2 separate regions of the Mus musculus genome follow, and region 1 is linked to region 2. The links are chromatin loops, found by intact Hi-C in ENCODE. Cell type or tissue: left cerebral cortex. All regions are shown on one strand. Each heading gives the region's core, and the rest is flanking DNA. Links, peaks and the distances in the headings are about the cores only. Region 1 has its middle 27 kb from the start of Tmem61. Region 2 overlaps Gm30487 (a long non-coding RNA gene).

Region 1 (10,573 bases), core at 1,599-9,598, 62 kb after region 2:
CCGCTGGTGGTTGATTGACAGCAAGATTACTGAATGAGAGCCTTTATTTGGTCTTGGAATCCTAGCCTGTGCCTCTCTGACAGGGGGAGGCAGGGTAGTTGCAAGATGCTAGAGTACGAAACAGCATAACCCAGTCTTAGCACCAGTCTGGTGGCTCATGATGACTGTCACCCTTCTGTTTGCTCAGGAACATGCCAAGAGTCCCGTGTGTATGCTGAAGGGATGAGAATGAAAATTCCAGACGGGTTAGGGATGTAGCTCAGTGGCAGTGCATTTATCCATCCAGTACTCATGAGTGAAATCCTGCATCTCATCTCTGCATCCAAAATCAAAATATAAAACACCAAGCCCACAAACAGAAAATAAGTGGGCACCCCCTTGTGGTGAGATCTGCCATCAGGGAAAGCACAAGGCTTCAGTGGTGACCGCATAAGTTATGTTCCAGGGCCAGGGCACAGACTGCCAGGCCAATCTCAGCCACCCGTCCTGCAGCCCAGGGCCTTCAGGGATGGCCATCAGTGGCCCAGGGTAACAGCATCTGAGATGATCAGGCGCAATAGTCCAGTGGACCATTTGGTGGCCCCTGCTACTGCCTGCCTCTCAGGTCCCAGAACAGCATGCCCAGTCAGAATGGCCGGGAGTAGGTGTTAGTCACAAAATCTGTGAGAGAAAAACCACAATTATGAGCCAAACTCGAAGCAAGCTTTAATTAAATACTGGCCAGAAAGATGGATTCTGGTCAGGTCCACCCACGGATTCCCAGGGAATAGTCACGAGTCACATTTTGCAGAAGCTTAAAAAGGCAAAAATTCACTGCAATTCCCACTAGTTTGGACCAAGGGCAAATATACACCCTGGTATATCTCCTCCCTACATACCCCCTGCCTACACGTGCTCAAGGTCATCTGGGAGAATCGGTTCAAACAAACTTGTTTAGGGGAGTGACAGCATGTGGCTATTGCCCAAGAACTACAGCTTCCAGCATTCCAGGAAATTATCTTGTCCTTGGGACAAGTAGGGCTTACAGGTTAACTTCGGCTCTTACATTGATAGCACTTCCTTGCTTCACAGGTGACACTGGAGCTCAGGAATGGGGGGCAGGGTCTTCTCTGCCACCTCTGAAGTACCTAAGTCTGTGACTGCCCTCACATCGCTTAGGCCTGAGTAGCTCAGACAGGATTTACTGCTGCAGAGCATGCTGGGAATGCTGCTCTCTGTCCTGCTCTGATTCTCCTTGAGCATCTCCAGGTAAGGCCAGGCCCACCGGAGTAAAGACCAACTCGTTTCACCACGTACACCCTGGCAAAACATCACTACTTGATCTCCTCCAGGTGTCCCTGATCTACTGGCTGAGATTATTGCTAGTAATATGTTTGCCTTTGGGTTCCACGGCCTTGGCCCAGGCCACATAAGGTTGAATGAACTTCTACCTTCCTGAGGTCCCTGTCTGGGGGTCAGAACGCTTCAGCTGCCTGACCCCTTCCTTACCCAGGGAGCACCCACGTCACCAGACCTCAGTCTGGTGCTTCTCACCCAGACACAGCACAACCACCCCCTAATTGGCACCTGACTCCAGCTCCCTGCTCACCCATCCTCCACTTCCCACCCCACCCCACCCCCGGAAGTGACTTCAGACTCAGCCCACCCTCCTTCTGTGTCATCTTCCTAGCCGCTGCTAACACTGGGGGTCCCTCCGTATGTCCTACTGTCTAACCCTGGTCCCTGGCGCAGTTGACTTTTCAAACTGGGAGAGTGATCTTTGTCCATCTGGGTCCCACTGAAGCTTGGTTAGAGATAAGCATGCAGATGGAATGGATGAAAGCGGGGATAGGAGCCAGATGCCAACTGCAGGGCTGGACAGGCAGGGCCAGAGGCAGCTAAGGAAGTGTGTGCGTGCGTGTGTCCCCTGTGGCACTCTACTCAGGCTGAACTGCACTTCCTAGCTTATCAGGAGAGCGCGGAGTCTAACTGGAATTCTCTGGTCAGCTTCCGCCCTCTGGCGGGCAGGGAGAGCAACCCAGCTCCTCACTTCCACTTGTTGTCTGTGCTGCCACCTGGTGGCCTCTCGGTGACAGCTTTTACTTTTCACCCCTGGGCTCGAGGGTTTGAAAAATTTGGAGTCAAACGAACCTTAGTGGACCGAATCCTAGTAATCTTCCCATTGTACTTATAAAACATATATCCAAGAGATAAACAGCAAGGGCCACTGGTATACACCCACTAAGCTTCAGTCGCCATCAGAGCATCACTTCCAGTGGCCTATGACTCCCTCCTGGGGGCAGGTGTACGATTTGGAAACACTGCTTAATAACCCCGTCCCATTCTTGCCCGTATAGGGCAGCCAATTAAGTAAGTTCTCACAGCATCTGCTTTGCGCTCCAGCACTGCGCTGACAGCATCCACACTGTATGAAACAGAACCGGCCCTCACTCTCACACAGCATACAGGTTCCGGCCTGAGACAGACCTTATCAAACAGTCCTGAAAACTGAGTGTGGTGGTGCTCGCCAGCAATCTCCACACTTGGGAGTACATCTGACAGCAATGAGGAACCAGGAAGGTGCAGCAGGTACCAGTTTGACACCGGAGCCTTTGTTTCAAAAGAATTCCCAGTGCTACCTGGAGAATGAGTCAGAGTAGGTACAAGTGACTTCAAGGTTACTATGGGACCCAGGAAGTTGACGAAGAAAGTGGTCAGAAAGAAGTCACTCACATCACATCAAATACACTCAGGAGTCAATACACATAGAGAAAGCAAGAAGACATGATGGTGGCATATCTTAGATGTCCATCTTATCTAGGTCATGGGCAGTGGTCACTTCCTGAAATGACGTCTTATGTTTGGTGGGTATTGGGGTCTAGCCCAAACCTCTGTGAACCTCCATTTGATAAACTGTCACAAAGGGAACTGGCAGGCTCTGCTGGGCAGGTTTGGCACCTGGGCTCCATTCCCACAATCACAGAGGGTAGCAGGAAGGGGGCTTATTGAGATAGGTCTCATGGAATCAGGCTGTTTCCTGTGGCAGAAGGCATTCACAACCTAGGGACATTTCACACTGGAACACCTGAGAAAGAGTGCAGAGGTCAGGTCTGCAGCAGCAAGACACAAGGCCTCAGGGCTCAATTCTGCTAGAACTAACGGAACCAGGAAACTGCCTCTATATCTGTTCCCCATAGAAGAGATGAACAGACAGATACTTTAATCTGGGCCTCTGAGAAACAGGAAGACAACCCAGTGGCCCTTCTTTGACTTCTGGTCCACAGGCCTGGGAAGTAACAAATTCATCCAACTTTAACCTCTTAGAAATGTCTAGAAAGGTAGGTTGTGAACAGGGCATTCAGGCGGAGTGCTTTGGAGAGAGGAAGTAGCCGCTGTGTTCTTTGCTTCAAGGGCCTCAAGGCAGGAAAACACAGCAGTCCCCTGTGATGGCTATTTTGATTTTCCTGATATCAGCTCTGGAAGTTGACCTTGATCCAAAAATACTTCAGGGAAAATGCTCTAGGAATTGTCAGCATCTTAAAAATGTTCACTGAAGTATGTTGTTATGATTTTCTCTTTTATCACTTGTTATTGTTTTTAGTGTCTCACTGTGCCTGATTCTTAAATTAAGCTTTATCATAGGTATATATTTGGAGCAAAGAGCATTATATGTATGTATGTATGCATGTATGTATATACATATACATATATATACATACATAACACACATAACACATATCTACATCTACATCTACATCTACATCTACATCTACATCTACATATACATATACATATACATATACATATACATATACATATACACACATGTATTTGTTAGCATTTCCTCTAGGAATGGTTCACATATAAAAGGACCCTTCTTATTTCTTCTTCTTCTTCTTCTTCTTCTTCTTCTTCTTCTTCTTCTTCTTCTTCTTCTTCTTCTTCTTCTTCTTCTTCTTCTTCTTCTTCCTCCTTCTCCTCATCCTCTTCTCCCTCTCCCTCTCTCTCTCCTTCTCCCTGTTCCTGCCAGCCTCTTCTCTTTTTTTCTCTCTCCTCTCTTTTTGTCCTTCTCTGTCCCCTTTCTTTCTGTACATCTACTCCCTTTGCCCTTCCCCAGACCCTCCTTTCCATGTCCCAAATAAATTTCATTTTATACTAGAGCTGTCCTATGGCTGATATGGGGTGGGGGAGGGTGCCTCAGCATGGGCCTGCTAAGGCACCCCCTCTAGCCACATCATGCCATCACATTACAAAACATATCACACACACACACACACACACAGCACTCTCAGTCTTCATTACCCACTTGGATTCCTAGACTATATCTGCATGGACCATTGGGGGACCCTATATTTCAGTGGTTCTCAACTTTCCTAATGCAGATCCTCATGTCATGGTCACCCCCAACCATAAAATTATTTTCGTTTCTCCTTCATAATTGTAATTTTGTAACTGATGCACAGAATATCCGATATGGGACCCCTGTGGGGGTCTCTACCCACAGGTTGAGAACAACTGCTACAGAGGCTCCTAGGATGTTCCTAGGATCTGCTAGGTCACTAACGCCAGTGACTCAAGGCTTCAGTCAAGGGGATGGCTGTAGCTGAGAGTCTATGGGGTTGTCTGCACGAAAACACAACATTTACCTCAAAGGAGATGAGAAATCGTTTATTATAGAGCCAACCATGAGTGACGAAAGCCAGAGAACATAGATTTAAGCCACTCCAAATTCCATGATCCAAGATGGTGACAGTCTGATGAAGTTTTTATAGTGATGAAGAAAGTCATAAGTCGGGCAGGTGCTTTCTAAATACATTGCAACAGTCCCCAATTCCTGACATCCCGATTTACATGGCTTCAGTTTCCTGAAATTGACCTTGGTCCAAAACTACTGCAAAGAAAATCCCAGAAACAAACAGTAAGTTTTAAATAAGTTTCTTTTCAGTATGTTGTAATTAACACAGAATGTATGGTGCCATCTTGAAATGAGGAAGATCATTTATTCTGGGGATATTTTGAGTAACCACGGCTTAAGTTACTCCAAATTCCATGTTCTAATGTGGAAGCAGTTTCATGAAGTTTTTATAATTTTACAGTGCTGGGGGAGACATAAATCAAGGCAAGTTTAACATACACTGGCTCACCTGGAAGACAGATCCAAGAGTATCTCTCGAGTTCAGGGCTAGCCTGGTTCTCAGAATGAGTTCCAGGATAGCCACAACTACACAGATAAACTTTGTCTTGTGAAACCGTAGGTAAACAAAGAAAAAAACCCTGGGTATCATTTCTAACTACATCTAAGAACCTCAAGAATGCCCTAGTCTTAAAGACACACCTATTCCTTCCAAGGGAGAAGCAGTCTACCCAGCCCCGAATAGATGACCTTGCATTGATGCTACAACCCCTGCGTTCCCCATGCTTACAGAAGGCCAGACGACAGCTGCCTCCCTCGCCTTCATAAACAAAGAGAGCTCGTTCCTCATCCATCCCTGACAGACAGTGTAGGTGTGGATTTTCTCAAGCGAGTTCTCCTTGTGCCCTCGGGAGGAGAACTGGAGAGCCAGGGGTGGTTCTTTGCCTTCTTCTTTGCTCTCCATTTCCTTTATGTATATGGGTGTTTTGCCTGCCTGTCTGTCCGTGCACACAAGTGCCCATGAAGGCCAGAAGAGGGCATCAGATCCTTAGACCAGAGCTGCTGTAGGAATCAAACCCAGATCTGGAAGAGTAGCCAGTGCTTTTAACTGTGGAGCCATCGACTATCTTACCTTGTGTGTATGGTGAAGATAAGATGGATCATTTGAGTGTGAAAATCTAGCAACTACAAGCAACTTTCCTATGCTGCAAGAAACCACAAACACCACCTGCACTCAACCGTCCCACCTCCCCGGAGCTGACTAGAGGCTCAGAAGGAAGTTGGCACCTTTGCTTGGCTTCTCAAGTCCAGATGCAACCTGAGGCTAGACCATTAGCTATGCCTGCTGGGCTTTGCCTTTGAAAGGGTGACCCAGGAAAGACTTATTATCAGGGAGTGTTGCAGCCGGGGCCAGGTCTTCCACTGCATTGCCACAAATGTCCTGGTGGTGATGTCTGAGGATCTGCCTAGCCCCAGTCAAAGCACACAGCACAGGAAACTTCAGCTTCCTGGCTGCCTCAAGACATCCATGAGTCTGGAATCGTCCCTATACCCTGCTAGTGAATTCCTGTCCTGAGGTATGAGGTGGTGGCAGGAGCTGACAAACCAGCAGAATTTAACATACTATTGAATGCTTTTGATTAGACCCCAAACTAACTCCTCTAAACAGCGTCCCCTCCTCCCCCATGCTTTCCTCTCTCCTTCTTCTCTCCACTCCAGGAAGTGAAGATAAACAATCTTGATAACTTTGGGCATGTCCTTGCCTCTGGCCAGCAACATTGCCGCCACGAGTCTCCCGTGGTATCTGACAGTAGATGGCTATTTTCCTGATTCTCAAATCAAACCGTTTATGTCCTTGAGATATCAGGATCTCTGCTGACTAAGAGGAACTGAAGGCCACAGGAGACTGAACAAAATTCAAAAGAGTCCATTACTCAAAGCCAGTCGGGGTGTCAAGTCCTCTCTCTACCTCATGCTGTGCACTCCACCCGGGGTGACTGGCTTGGGAGGGGCAGTGTCGCAGATTTTCTGTTCCTCTACCATGGTACAGTGGTCCTCAACATCCCTGCTGCTGCAATCCTTTAATACAGTTCCTCATGTTGTGGTGACCCCCCCTCCCCCAACCATAAAATTATTTTTGTTGCTACTTCATAACTGTAAGTTTGGCTACTGCTATGAATGGTGATATAAAATTTGTGTTTTCCAATGGTCTTAGGCGACCCCTGTGAAAGGACTGTTCGACCTCCAGGTTGAGAACTGCTTGCCTAGTGGGCTTTGACCACCTACTAGTCCATCATCCCTGGAATGCACTCACCTGCAACTCCAGAACCAAGATGTCCGTCCCTTCTCTGAGCCATTTGTGTGCTGTGCTGACGATGCAGATGCTGTGCCAAGCCCTTCAATGCCAGATGAGAGAGTGAGTAAAAGGTTTAGTGAGGACTTCTCAAAAGACAAAGAAAAGCAACTAGCCTACTCTGGGTTGCACAGCAAGGCCACAGTTGGTAGGGATTTGTGTAGCTTATTGCCACTGACAAGTGTGGGAAAATGTGGTTGCCAATAGTATTGGACACAGAGCCTTCAAGAGGAATTCATGTCTTTGCCACGTTGGCCTGTTCTTGGAAGAATGAGTAAGTTTCCAGAAACACGTGGGTCAGTTCTTTGTCTTTTCCTCTTCAGCCCACACCACCCACAACTCTCGTGTCCTCCCCTCCATGTGATTCCACCAGATTATTATTACATGAGCCCCTCACCAGGGACAACCATCAGGTCTTGGAATCCCCTGTCTCCGGAATATGAGTTAAATAAACCTCTCTTGCTGTAAATTACCCAGTCTAAGCATTCTATTACAGTCACAGAAAATGAACTAAGACAGGAGTTGAGTTGGAGTTTGAATCCAAGCCTGTCTGAACCCAGAGTACCATGTGTTAGCACAAGCCTGTCCCTAAAGGACCTAGCGGCTTATGTCACCCTCCATTGATAGGTACAACAGATGTGCATAAAAGGCCCCCAACCGGGGCTGGAGAGATGGCTCAGCGGTTAAGAGAACTGACTACTCTTCCTAAGGTCCTGAGTTCAAATCCCAGCAACCACATGGTGGCTCACAACCATCCATAATGAGATCTGACGCCCTCTTCTGGTGTGTCTAAAGACAGCAATAAATAAATCTTTACCAAAAAAAAAGGCCCCCAACCATCCTAGATCTCTTTTCTCTCTCTCTCTTCCTCCCTCCCTCCCTCCCTCCCCCCTTCTGTCTGTCTGCCTCTGTCTCCCCCATGTCCTCATTTCCAGACAGCCTTTTGTTCTCCCACCCCACTCAAATAAACTTCTTACACTAGGTACATTGAATGGGGTAATTTCTCAGCCACACACCTCGGCATAAACCCACCAAAGGTGCCCCTGCCTCTCCATGCTTTATCCTAACACCATGCACCATTCATATTTATGCCCTCCCTATAACCGTGTACATGATGATCACCATCAACACAATCACCACTTTCATCAAATCGCTCTACACTGTGATCACTGTCATCACCCACCCTGTCAACCACTAATGACCAGCAGCCACCTTAAGAAAGGGCCACCATTACCTAGCCATCACCACCTCCTCTACCACCACTAGAACCAGAGCCACTGCCATTTCCCACAGCAGCAGCATCACTGTGATCAGCGACAACTCCAATACCATCACTACCATAGCTACCACCACCCGATACCATCATCAACACCATCCAGCATAGCTGCATCTCTGGGTTTGTTTGAGGTGGGTTTGTCCTCTCGGGCTTTCTGGACTCTGCCAGACACTAGCTTAGAGCGGACAGGGTGAAGTCTAGAATGGGTGGGATCGAAATCTGCCTCTTCCCTCTGGTGAGCGTGTGTGTGTGTGTGTGTGTGTGTGTGTGTGTGTGTGTGTGTGTGTGCGCGCGCGCGCGCACGCATGTATGCATAAGTAATGGACCACCATTACCTAGCCATCACCAACTCCTCTACCACCACCAGAAACAGAGCCACTGCCATTTCCCACAGCAGCAGCCGCACTGTAATCAGTGACAGGCTTCAGAAAGGGCTGCCTTGGGTGGAAGACTTGCCACATCTGTGCACACACAGATGCCCCTGCAAGACAGGCCAGGAGTGGTGAAATAGGGTCTGGAATGAACATGGTGGTCCTGGGCCTTCTGCTTTCTCCATCTCAGGGTGTTCAGATGCTGCTGCACACCAGGCTGGAAGGGAATGGGCAGGATCCCAGTCAGGCTTTATGGGGTAGGGGGGGCTTCTCCAAGAATCTTAGTGTTACAGCTCTTTTAGGTGACGATTTTCTCTAAGGATCTTCTCCAAGGCTCTTCAATGAAACAGCTCTCTGAGACAATCTTAGCCGGTGCATATTTCTTTAGAAACAGCTATTTGAGATGATTTTAACCTGTGTATATTTCTTTATTCGGGGTGGGTTTGAACGCATGTGCTTTATTTGGGGATGAACCAAGGGTTATATATTTTGAAGGAAGGGGGTAAGACTCTCCAGGGTGGGCAAAGGGTCTTGGTTGAAGGCTAAGGCTACTGAGAAGCCTCATTGCATGGCGGAGACTTCCAGGTGACTGACTACCTGTGACCATCTGGTTGCAGGTCACTGGATTATTATTACAAGGCAGTCACAAAGCAGGGAGGGGGTTAACCCCACTCCTGCCAGTCTCAGGATGAGATCCTAATCCCGGTTTTTGAGATTTCCAGAGTTTGGACATGCTCCGCCTTGCCAGTTCCACTCCTATTCTTCTGGTGGTGTGGTCCACATGCCCCACAGTAACTATAGCCAGGGTTACCCCACCCACCACCACTCCATCATCAGCACACCCATCACCACCTCCTGGAATGCCACTACCAGCTTCTCCCCGGAGTTCCTAGCTGTCCACCACCATCTCAGTTACCCCAACTAATACAATTACCACCACAATTACCACCACCACTTCCGTTCTGGCACAGTCACTGTCGCTGTGTCACCAAATGCATTCCAGTAGCTTTAGAATACAGATAGGGAGTTCCTTCCCCTCTGGAGATGTCTATTTCACCCCTAAACAACAGCGCCCACACTCCTTCCACTGCACATCCTCCTCTGGTGGCTACTCCTATGATGCTGTGTTTGAGAGAGCCACAGAGCCCACGGGGAGCATGGCTGAGGTAATAAACCGTTTCTGTGAGGAGCATATCAAACACCTGGAAACATCAGGCTCAGAACAAATAATGAGGCAAGGCGGATCCTCTCCTCACCTGAATGATCTTCCATTATGAGCTCCGAGGTCAGAGTGACCTAAGTTTCAACCTGCCTTTGCCTCTACATAGCTACATAACTGAGTCAGCCCCTGTGGTGGCTAATCCAGTTGTCAGCTTGACTATATCTGGAATGAATCACAATCTAGAAATGGAGGGCACACCTGTGATCTGGATATTGAGGCATAGTGGTTATGAAAAGTTTAGACCCAGGCAAGGTGGCACACCTTCTAATCCCAGGAGGCAGAGCCAAGCAGATCTTTGAGTTCAAGACCAGCCTGGAACAGAGAAAGTTCCAAGTAAAGAAAAGCTCAGGTCCAGGCATGGTGGCACACACCTTTAATCTGCTGGAGGCCCACGTAAGGACAATGGAAGAAGGAAGGCTTCCTTCTTCTTCACCTGCTTGCACTCACTCACCAGCGCATCTGTTGGAACCCACTTCTTCAGGATTCCAGTTTACACAGAAGTCCAGCTGAAACACCCAGACTCGTGGGATTGAGCGACTACTAGATTCTTGGAGGTCCCATTCACAGCTTCCCATTGTTGGGTTAGTTGGACTGCAGACTATAAGTCATTCCAATAATTTCCCTTAATATATAGAGACTGTCTGTAATGTCTAAGACGCTAGAGAAACCTGACTACTATAGCCCCTTACCCCTTCATCTCTGAAATTTGCTGTGAAATTTGTTTCTCACAGGAAAGTCA
Region 2 (10,573 bases), core at 1,119-9,118:
TAATTTGCATTAGCATCTCTAGAAAATGAATATTATCACTTATTGGTTATCTTTCAGGATGCTGCATTTTTATAAAAATATTTTCAATGTGAATTTGAAACATGTCTTTTTATTTCTATTGGTGAATAAATATTTTATCTTTCTAGATGCTGGAAACTATACCTTTCTTATTTGCTCTAAAAAATACCTAAGAAAAGCAATTTAAAGAAGGGCTTTATTTTGGCCTACAGGTTGCCGGCACAGTCCGTAGTTGTGGGGAGTGTAGCTGCAGGAGCAGCTGCCCATGTGCTCACATCTGATCACATGATCACGTTTGACCACATTGCACCCATAGTCAGGAAGTGGAGAGAGATGAGCGCTGCTGCTCTTTTTAATTCAGTCCAGGAGCCATCTTCCTTCAACTAACCCAGTCTAAAAAATCCCTCCCAGTCTTGTCCAGAGGCTTGACTTGTGTGGCCCACATCCTGTCAACCATCAGATCCAGCTGCAGGGTACTACAGTTCCTTCTACCCCAACCCTGGGGTGGCCTAAAATCACAGAGTGCTTGACTGTGCTCTTGCCAGCTGCAGGTCCCCCAACCCCTGCAGGCTTTAACCCAAGCTGGACCCTGAATATTCCACGGCACCACCAAGGACTGCTAGATTGTGGCTCAAAATACCTGGGCTCCACACTGAGCCAAAGTCATTAAAGCCACATAACAACTCCACCTTGACTCTTTTGAAACTGTCCGTGTTGTAACAGCACCATGTCAGAAATACACACAGACACAACATCAGAACTTCATGCTGTGTCAGTTTCCCCAACTGCAATTCACTAAGTGATCTTGATTTCACTGGATAGTGGTCACCGGCCATCACAGATTTCCTAATTCCAATCTTAATTATGAGTACTAACTCTGAGGTCACACGTTACACTTCACATAGTTTATAGGCACAGCAAAGTTGAGCTGAATCCTTGAGTTCCTCGTGGACCTGTGGCCCTCACTTACACTCAGCATCTCCCTTGGCCATGGTCCATTTGATTGGCCTATGCTGACTCAGTCGACTATGAAATGGTTAGAGGCTGCACTGTAGGCAGATGGAGTGACCTGATGGAGCAAGGAGGTCTCCGTGGGGGACCAGAGAAGCTTTGCCAACTTCAGGGCAGAACAAAGCTGTTCCGGGGGCTGAAGCAGCTCCAGCTGACGCCTGAGACAGAGGCAGTGGTCCTTTCCTGGAGTGATTATCCTGGACACACTTGTGGCAAGAGACGAGATGATAGGTTGGCGTGGCTGACACATCTCAGTCTTGGACCGCTACTTTTATAGTCCCAGATGAGAGGACTATGTTCGGTGCTCTTGGTAAGTCCCCAGGCTTGCTTTGTCTGGTATCTTATGCTGCCTAGTGTCCACATGCCCCTGATGGACTTTGCCAAGTTCGTAGTTGACAGATTTTACACTCAAGAATAACTTACTCAGCAATCTGGGCCGCATGCTTCATGCTGGGCTGGTTGTTCGCATCCACAGACAAGATACAGAGTCACCCTGCCTCGTCACATGCACTCAAAGTGGAGTCAAATATAGCTTTAAAAAAATGAGTTCACTCAAGCTGGATATGACCTGTAAGCCTACTCCATGAGGACTAGCATTCATGGCTCTAGAAGATGCCAAGTAGGCTTCAAAGGGAGGGAATCAACTAATAGTCCTAAAAACTATGATGCCCATGAACCACAACAATGACCAGAATGCCATTAAAACACTTAGGGTCACAATAGTGGCACATGTACTACCTTAGTTAGGGTTTCCATTGCTGTGAAGAGACACCACAACCAAGGTCATTCTTCTAAAAGAAAACATTAAACATTTCATTGGGGCTGGCTTACAGTTTCAGAGGTTCAATTCATTATCATCATGGTAGGAAGCATGGCAGCGTCCAGGCAGACAATGGTGCTGGGGGAGCCAAGAATTCTACATCTTGACCCACAGGCAGCAGAAGGAGACTGGATTCCACACTGGGTGGACCTTGAGTGTAGGAGATCTTGAAGCCCACCCCCACAGTGACACACTTCCTCCACCAAGATCACACCTACTCCAACAAGGCCACAACTCCTAATCGTGCCACTTGCCGTGAGCCTGTCGTTCAAACACATGAGTCCAAGAGGGCCATACCTATTCAAGCTGCCACATGGTCCTTGATGGTAACAAAAACTCTTTAAGTCTGCCTGAGGTCCACTCTACAAGAGGGATCTCATACCTGGTACTGGGAACCTAGCCAACTTCCCAGCACCAGTGAAGTAATGGATCTTAGAGAATATCCTACAACGGCTACTTTGCTAAGCCAACCTAATCCCTAACTACATTCTCAATATTTGTCCTTATACCCACAGTAAGTGTAGTCCTCAGCTCTCATCAAGGAAACTTCTCTTTGCAGCAGACAGAACCACAACTAATGATGATGTTGAGTCTGTGAAGTCTGGTTCCAACTGATATCTACTATACAACTTCTACAACTAAGACTCAACAATCATTACAGAAGAAGGGTAGAAAGATTGTAAGAGCCAGAGATACAGGCAGTCTGCTGAGAGACTGTGCCAGAAACTGCACCCATAAACTCTCGCCATTATGGCTGACTAAACGTGAGCTGAACAAAGACCATGACAACAGACAGCATGCCAAAGCGGATGGAGGGAAGCCCATGAGGCCTCAACCCTGGATAAAGAACCACAGACAGCTAGGAAATGCTGAGAGTGGGAGAGATATCTTCCCAAGGAATGAGCTGTCAGCCCTGAAACTGTATACATACAAATAACATTATGCAGAATGAACAGGTTGCAAATATGTGTGTGTGTGTATCTGTATCATCTGTATCTGTATCATCTGTATCTGTATCATCTGTATCTGTTTATGTATATGTATATGTATATGTATATCTATATCTATACTATATCTATATCTATATCTATATATCTCCACTCTGTATCTGTCCCACAGTTCTTTACCCAGCCTCCTGTCATTGATCCTGTCCTTTCCTTGGCTGTCACACTCAAGTGTGTGAGAATGATTCATGCTTCCTTACATGTGTGACACAACTTGCTTCATGAGTCCTTGGAAATGGAATTGAGAGGGAAAGACCCCTTGAGGCTTTTTATTGCTGTCATCCCTACCCTGAAGAAAGCCAACTCCCTGGAAGTTCGGCTGGGATTCACTCCACCATACAGAACCTCAAACCTCAGGGGGCCTCATAGGGACGAAGCTTCCTCTCCACTTGACTTCTCTGTCCACAAAGGAGGCCGTTCCTCCACAACGTCATTATCCTCACCTCAAAACCAGAGTGATGAAGGGAGCAACACTGGGCACCTTGCTGGGCGCAGAGAGAGAGAGAGAGAAAGAGAGAGAGAGACTCACTCACTCACTCACTCACTCACACAAATAATAAAGAGAATACTTTTAAAATGAAGATTCATTACCCACAGGCAGGTGTTATTTTAAAGCAATTTTCTCCTCAGAGGAAGCATGCATACTTTCCACAGGGAGCCTATATATGCCTATATATGCCTACAGAAAAGTACCTTGGGAGTGGGCATATTTCTGAGCATGCGTAGTTCAAGAAGGAAATATGGGGCATGGCATAATGGCATACACCTGTGGCATTGGAGAGACTGGGGTAAGAGGGAGGCTTTTATATACTAAGTGTGTTTTCTCCCTTCATAGCAGGTAAAGTGCTGGAGAGATGATATTTAGTAAGAAATCCCCTTCTGGTTTGTATCTAGTTCAGGCTCTCCATCTTATTGCATTAGTAGCTCTGATCACTAACAAGCTGTGCCTTTACTTCTTAGGAGTTTATTCCATGAAAGAAGTATGCAAGGGGACAAAAGGTACTGGTGGCACGAAGATTGTCCTAGTGAAAAATCACGTGAGTCCCAGCAGGGATCCGAGGGTGTCCTCCATCCACGGCCGAGGATGGGCAAGGGTGGAGACGGAGTTACTAGTCCCTGTGGTTAAAGGCACTCTTGAGTTCCTAGCCTGACTCCTATAAGGACAGCCAGGGCAGGACACCAGCATGGGCTGGGTTCCAGTGCGGGTGGCACATGGCGGCGATGGGAGGAGGTGTGTGGTGGACCTGAAGGCTCATCTCTCCAAGGAGAGCAGAGAGCGGTGACAAGTTAGAACCCATAATCTCTCCAATGAGAGATTCCACGGTGACTTTCCAATGACCCTTTCCGCAAGAACTCACTTCCAAGGTTTCATTCGTCCCAACAGCACCACCCAAGGGACCAAGCTGCCAATCATAATGGACTCTGGAGTGACATTCAAGTGATATGTCAACCACGGCACAAAATTATATGTGATGTTTGCCTCTGAGTGTGTAGAACACAGTCCAAGATAGAAACCCCAAAGTGGGTTAGAGGGCTCTTGCTGCCTGTGTCGTTTAAGTCTGTTTGTTTGCGGTTGTGAGATAGACCCGGCACGGTCCACCTCACCTTTGTCCCTGTGTCACCTTTCCAGGCTCCACAGAGCACGCTAGGCTGACACTATTGCCTTTCCTTCAGAGATGAGGAATTTGAAGGCTCCACACCATCCTACAGCCTTGAGTCTGGGTGAGCCTGACTCCTTTCCAGCTGTTTCCTTTCCAGCTGTTTCCTTTCCAGCTGTTTCCTTTCCAGCTGTTTCCTTTCCAGCTGTTTCCTAAGGTCCAGAGAAAGCAGGATCAGGAGAATACAGGCTGAGTCTAGTGTGGCCCAACTGTCAGAGGCCAGGGCGCCCCTCCAGCTGGTGGGGTTTGGGGAGCAGGTGAAAGGAGCTGCAGTTTTCTGCCAAAATGAACCTCCTCCCAGTTCTAACAAGGGATGTGTCTGCTACAGACAAATATAAATGGCTGCCTGCAAATCAGTCAGGTAGTGTCTCTGTCTTCCCCAGAAACTGAATTTGGTGGGAGCAGGAGCTCTGTCTGAGGGGTTCTCAGCACCTGAGCCTGACATGTCTCTTTAACCACTGATTTAATTAATTACCAAGTACACATTGCGTCTGAATGCTGTTCAAGGTGCTGGGTTAGAGCAATGAACAGGGACCTTCAAGCAACCTCTGGCCTACACACACACACACACACACACACACACTCACACATATACACACACACTCACACATACACACACACACTCACTCTCACACACACATTCACACATACACACACACACACTCACACATACACACACACACTCACTCACACACACATTCACACATACACACACACACACACTCACACATATACTCACACACACACACACACACACACACTGCAGACCCTACTACAGGAGAGTGGAACACACTCAGAACAAGAAAGTCAGGTGCCTAGTGTGTGAGGTGATAACAAGGCTGGAGTGTTTGGGAGGAGTGGAAGGACTTGAAAGGACAGTGAGGGAAGCACCCTGGAGGGGCTGGGCCCTGGCCACAGTGTGGGGAGCTCGGCCTCCAGATGAGGAGGTGGGCCCATGGGAGTGATCCCATGGGATCCCAGTGTATGAAGATGTAGTATGTTAGGAGAGCCTGCACCCTCAGGGTCTCAGGTGGAGACGTGAAGAGAACTGTGAGTGGAGAATAAGTCATCTGACCTACTATTGCAGTATTGCTGCTAATTAGGGAGGTACTATGAACATGGATGTCCTTTGAAAGCCAACAACTTCCAAAGAGAAAGAGAGGGGGAGGCGAGAGGGGTGAGAGAGGGGAGAGAGAGAGAGCACAACACACTATGGGAGGCTACATGGCTAGAAAGATGGTATCTTTGCTTCCAGAGCTGGAGACAGGAGTTCACTGGAGAAACCCAGGCTCTGTTTACACTTTTTGATATCTTGAGCCATTCACTCTCAGACAGGAAAATGCTGAGCTGAGAGCATTAGTGGCACTCAAAGATGGGCCCCAGAGTTCACCCAGGGGAACAAATACAGCTCTGGGACAAATACAGCTTGCAGGCCAAGAACCATTGTAGCAGAAATGCTACCATAACTATGACCAGAAGATGGCGTCTGGCAACCAAGTTCAGCCCAGGAACATCACTGACTAGGCCTCTAGGAAAGGTTTCTTCCTGCAGGGGAGGCAAGGCTGGACAGAGCAGAATCAGCTGGGTAGGCTCTATTGCACTGAGTGACTGCATCGAAATATCATGCAGATTTCAAAATAGCCACGAAGAGACATCTGGCTACTCTCACCACACAGAAGTGACTCATGCTTAAAGCCATCAATATAGTAATCACTCAAATGTGATCATTACACAAATGCATCTAAACATCACACTTGTAATGTGGTAACTACATTTTAAAAATAGTTTTTAAATGTACCCAAAAATAGACAGTGAGGGAAGGGTGTACGGGTCTAAAGAAGCTTTCTTTTCTCACAGGACGGGAGAGAGAGACATGCTGGGTTGTTGGGGAAGTGCTGGCAGTGCAGGTGAGAGGGGGTATTTCATAGGGAGAAAAGATGCTCTCAGAGCCACTGTGGAGGGCACAGGGACCTCTTTCACAAAACAGAAGGTGCAGAAAGGTGCCTGCAGTCTGCAGATGCTGGGGGCAGGGGGTGGAGATTCTGTTCACACCATACATCTTTTCTCACCCACTGAACAGCAAGGCATCCGCTGCTGGGGAGGAGGGGAGGGAGTCGTGGAAGCCTGAGAAAACAGCAAGACCAGCCCTGGGTGAGACAGTGCTGTCTGGGGTCACAGGCTCTCTCTCTCCGAGACCCTGTGACCTCATGTGTGTAAGTGATAAGAATAGACCTGGCTTCTGAATTCTCTAAGAACGGTGCTGGAATTCACATGCTCAGACCATAACCTGCAAAGTGTAACAGGCTCTTGTTGTTTTGAGGCAGTTTCTCCTTCTGTAGCCCAGCCAGGCCTTGAACTCACAGCAATCCTCTTCCCTCAGTCCCTCAGCGTCTGGGGACATAGGCACCAACTATAGTATCCAGCTGTAAATTCGTTATTAGTTTTACAAATGACCAATCATCTTGGTCATTTTTTTTAAAAGACTTATTTATTTATTTTATGTATGTGAGTACACTGCCGCTGTCTTCAGACACACCAGAAGAGGGCATCACATCCCATTACAGATTGCAGTGAGCCACCATGTGGGTACTGGGAATTGGACCTCTGGAAGAGCAGTCAGTGCTCTTAACTGCTGAGCCATCTCTCCAGCCCCCCCCCCCCCCAAGCTGTAAGTTTTTTAATTAAAATAAACAGCAGGATCTGGTGGCATACACCTACAATTCAAATACTTGGGAGACAGAGGCAAGGATGTGACTGCAAGTTCCAGGCCAGGGACCTGAGGCTGTGGGTAGGGGAGGTTCCAGGAGTGGACTGCTGAGATTAACCTAGAGAAGGTGTGGAAGGGGGTGGATGGAGTGAAGAGGATGTCTGCGATGACTGACAGCTGAGGGAGCTGCTGGGAAGGAGGGTGTAGCCAGATGAGAGCCTGGTGAGAGTTTTAAAAGAGACACAGGTACCATAGGACAAGGTCAAGAGTTCAATGGAGGGAGGAGAGACTATGTGAGTGGCCAGAAGGCCTCTGACATAGAGGTCTTCATGCCGCACGGGTAGCATGGAGGCGGGTTATGGTGACCCACTGTGGGTTTGTCCGGGGGTAGAGAACAACAGGAGAAGAGGTGGTCCTAAGGAGCAGCTTCGTGCCTCTGGGAAAGGCGGGGGAAGAGTAAGTAGGATGCGGGCTATATGGAAGACAAGGCATCCTAGAGAAAGGAGGGAGGGAGTGTGGAGAGACCACAGAGGACAAGGCTGGGCGTGGGCTAGGATGTCTTGGGTATGATGAAGCTGGGAGGAAGGTAGGAAGAGAAAGACCAAACTTTCCCCACCTCTCACAGGAAGCGCTGGAGGTCTAGGAGCAGTGACTACAATGGACCAGCAGAGGGCACCAGTACAACAAGTGAGAAATCTCAGCCTGACGACAGATGGGGCAGAACCCAATGCAGCAAACACCTGCTCTAGAGAGAGATGAGCTGGATGCCGATCTGTCTCCACATTCCATGATGACCGCCCAAGCACTGCACGTGGGAGCAGGCTCTGTGGTCCAGTTGTCATGGCTGCCACATGCTAAGTGTGGTGTGTGCTCAGCCCAGGTGTCTTTAATGTCTCTTGGGGTCAAGACAAGGCATGGTCTTTCCTGAGAGTATAGAGAATCTGGAAGGCTAGGAACAGAAGAAGGTCTTGACTGTAGCCCTGTGCCTCTAGTATAGGCACCAGGTCACAGCTGTAGACAAGACAGTAGGAGCCCAGTGTTCTATGGTGATCGGTGTTCCCAAGAAGGACACAATGGATATGTGTGTGTCAGGAAGACAGTGGGAGAGACACACTTCTAAGTTGGTACACTGTGAGGCCCCTCAGCTCCCCCTACAGCACACCCACGCCTGCTTGGCCACAAGCTGTGACCAGGACTCCTCCGTAGGCTGTGCGTCTCCCCATGCTCCAGGATGCCCGCAGCCGAGCACAGGATGTGTGGCAGCCTGTGAGAAGGTCAGCTTCCTCTAATATCATGGGGACCTGCAAATGCCCAAAATGTCTACAACACTGCTCTTCCTCCTGCACCCCATTCCCAGTGGTCTTCCCTCTAACAACAGCACAGATCTTTCCGGACTCTGCCAGGCACGCCACTTCAGGCAGCGTTCCTGACCTCACCTTACCTCCCTGACTCCTCTCTGCCAAGGCCGTATACACATCACTGTGTGCCCATCTCTCCCTGTGTGGATCTGGACAAAGTGCTTCCAGAGCCCAGCCACCACTCAGGAGCGGCTCTCTGCTGGGTGTGGTGGAACCAGTGCAGAGGCAGAGGACAGCAAACGCACAGGCCTGAAGGGGCAGTGACAGTGGCCATAGTGGGAAGTGAAGGGTGGTGAAGGAACCTTGCAGGGGAAGAACAGGCAAGGGACGTTGCAGGTGAGGCTGTACAGCATTGCCATGGCACCCATTTGCCCACTCCCAGTCTATTCCATCAATAAGTGGCGGCCATAACTCCGACCTCACCAAGGGGAGGGGAAGCCAGCTGAGAGAGCAGCTGTGGACATGTTTCAGGTTTCACCACACTGATGGAATTCACATCCATCAGTCAGGCACGGAAGGACAGTGTTCAGGTGTGATGGCAGCCTCACCTCATGAACGCCCAACCCTGCCCAACTCGGGATCTGGATCTGAAAGACCCCCAAGGGCACGAACCCCATTGGCATCAAGTGAGGAAAGGTCTAGGGAGGAATCCCCAGCATCCAGGGCCCCAGGGCAAGTGGCAGGAAGTGGAGAATAGCTATAAATGTGAGGAGGTTTCGAGCCTCCAGGCCAGGGTGCTAATGATGCAGGGAGGCCAGCCATCTGAAACCCCCTGGCAGCACCCAAGCATAGCCAGCCTGCTCTCCACTGTAGGAAAAGAGAAACTGAGGCTGAGGAGGACTTCTCTGGAACAAGTCCCCACTCAGGGTGGAGGAGGGAGGGAGCTCCCGGGAAGAAGGGGGAAGGCCCTGGTGTAGGTGGACAAGAAACAGGGGCTCAGGCACAGAGCTTGGGCAGAGGGGAGAAGGAAGGTAGAGCAATGAGAAAGCAGGGTCACTGGGGTCTCCAGCTGCCCAGGCCAGTCTGCACCACTCTAAGTGACACCTATGGTGTGAGTGGGTGATACATCGTACATCGTCACCACCAGATTCAGCCCTGGGATGCTGTTGCCATCTGTCCCTATGGGCCTGTGTCCCCCATACCTCACAGAAACCCTGGTCATCTATGCCTGTCCACAGCTCAGTTTCTCCAAGACACCCATCCCACATAGGCTGTACATCAGGCTGAGACCCAGGACAGTAGCCATACAGAGCACTGCCTTTGTCTTGGCCATGGCTGCCCCTGGCATGTTCATCAGGGAAAGAGTCGTTAGCATCTCCCTAGTGCCCCCTCCAATCTCCTAGGCTCTCCCCAGGATCACTTTCACAGGGTTTCCCAACCTGAGTTTGTTGTGAGGAGAGCCACCTGGGCAGCCCCCACTCCCCCCCCCCCCCCCACCGCATGCCTCGGTTTACATCAAACACATTGGGGCTGCCACCTGTCTGCCTCACATTGCAGGCCCCATAGCACCTGGCTCGCTGGGCAGCAAAGATGGCAGGGCCCTGGTCTCAGGTAAAGGCCTCGTGTCCTTGAGGGTTGGGTGATCATTGCAGAGCCTCAGGGCACCCTGTCTCCCTGGAGCCCTCATGTCTGCTACTGACCTGCCAGGTTGGGGACACACAATCCTATGGAGGATGGCCTTAGCTTTAGTGTAGCATGCCATGCCCAGTGAGCACTTGAACCTGTTATTTAAGGTGCCAACAGGTGCCTTCCCAGGATATTTTGTTGAGTTAAAACAAACAAACAACTAGAATCAATATTATTTCCTAACTATAAACTTCTTTCTTGTCATTTACACATTGTCTGTAAACCCAAAAAAAAAAAAAAAAAAAAGTTATAACATGAAAATGGGTAGAAAATCCCACTTAAATGGCAACTGCCACACTTTCCTAGTCACCTCTGCACACGTGGTGCACAGGCTCATAATCTTGCACCTACTGAGAGCGCACTTGGCTGCA

The links. A loop is a pair of places that touch in the nucleus more often than their neighbours do. Peaks named below come from ENCODE experiments on the same cell type or tissue, not always from the same donor. Only the 100,000 strongest peaks of a DNase experiment are listed, where the experiment ranks them.
Region 1: a loop joins it to region 2, with 9 times the contacts of the local background. A loop is called at or near these places in 33 of 42 quality-filtered maps.

The regions. Positions count from the first base shown.
Region 1 is chr4:106,527,968-106,538,540 of GRCm38, forward strand. No RefSeq gene overlaps it. Among named protein-coding and RNA genes, the nearest start is that of Tmem61, 27 kb to the left of the region's middle. In left cerebral cortex, for the core only: CTCF peaks have their summits at 2,019 (motif pointing left), 2,224 and 5,644 (motif pointing right); DNase peaks (open chromatin) are centred at 2,002 and 5,649.
Region 2 is chr4:106,466,504-106,477,076 of GRCm38, forward strand. Gm30487 (a long non-coding RNA gene) reads left to right here. Exons shown (of 4, transcript XR_376500.3): 2 at 3,814-3,890; 3 at 4,484-4,575; 4 at 7,844-10,573. Among named protein-coding and RNA genes, the nearest start is that of Gm30487, 7.3 kb to the left of the region's middle. In left cerebral cortex, for the core only: CTCF peaks have their summits at 5,997 (motif pointing right), 7,028 (motif pointing right) and 7,870 (motif pointing right); DNase peaks (open chromatin) are centred at 6,030, 6,556, 7,915 and 8,327; H3K27ac peaks cover 1,051 bases.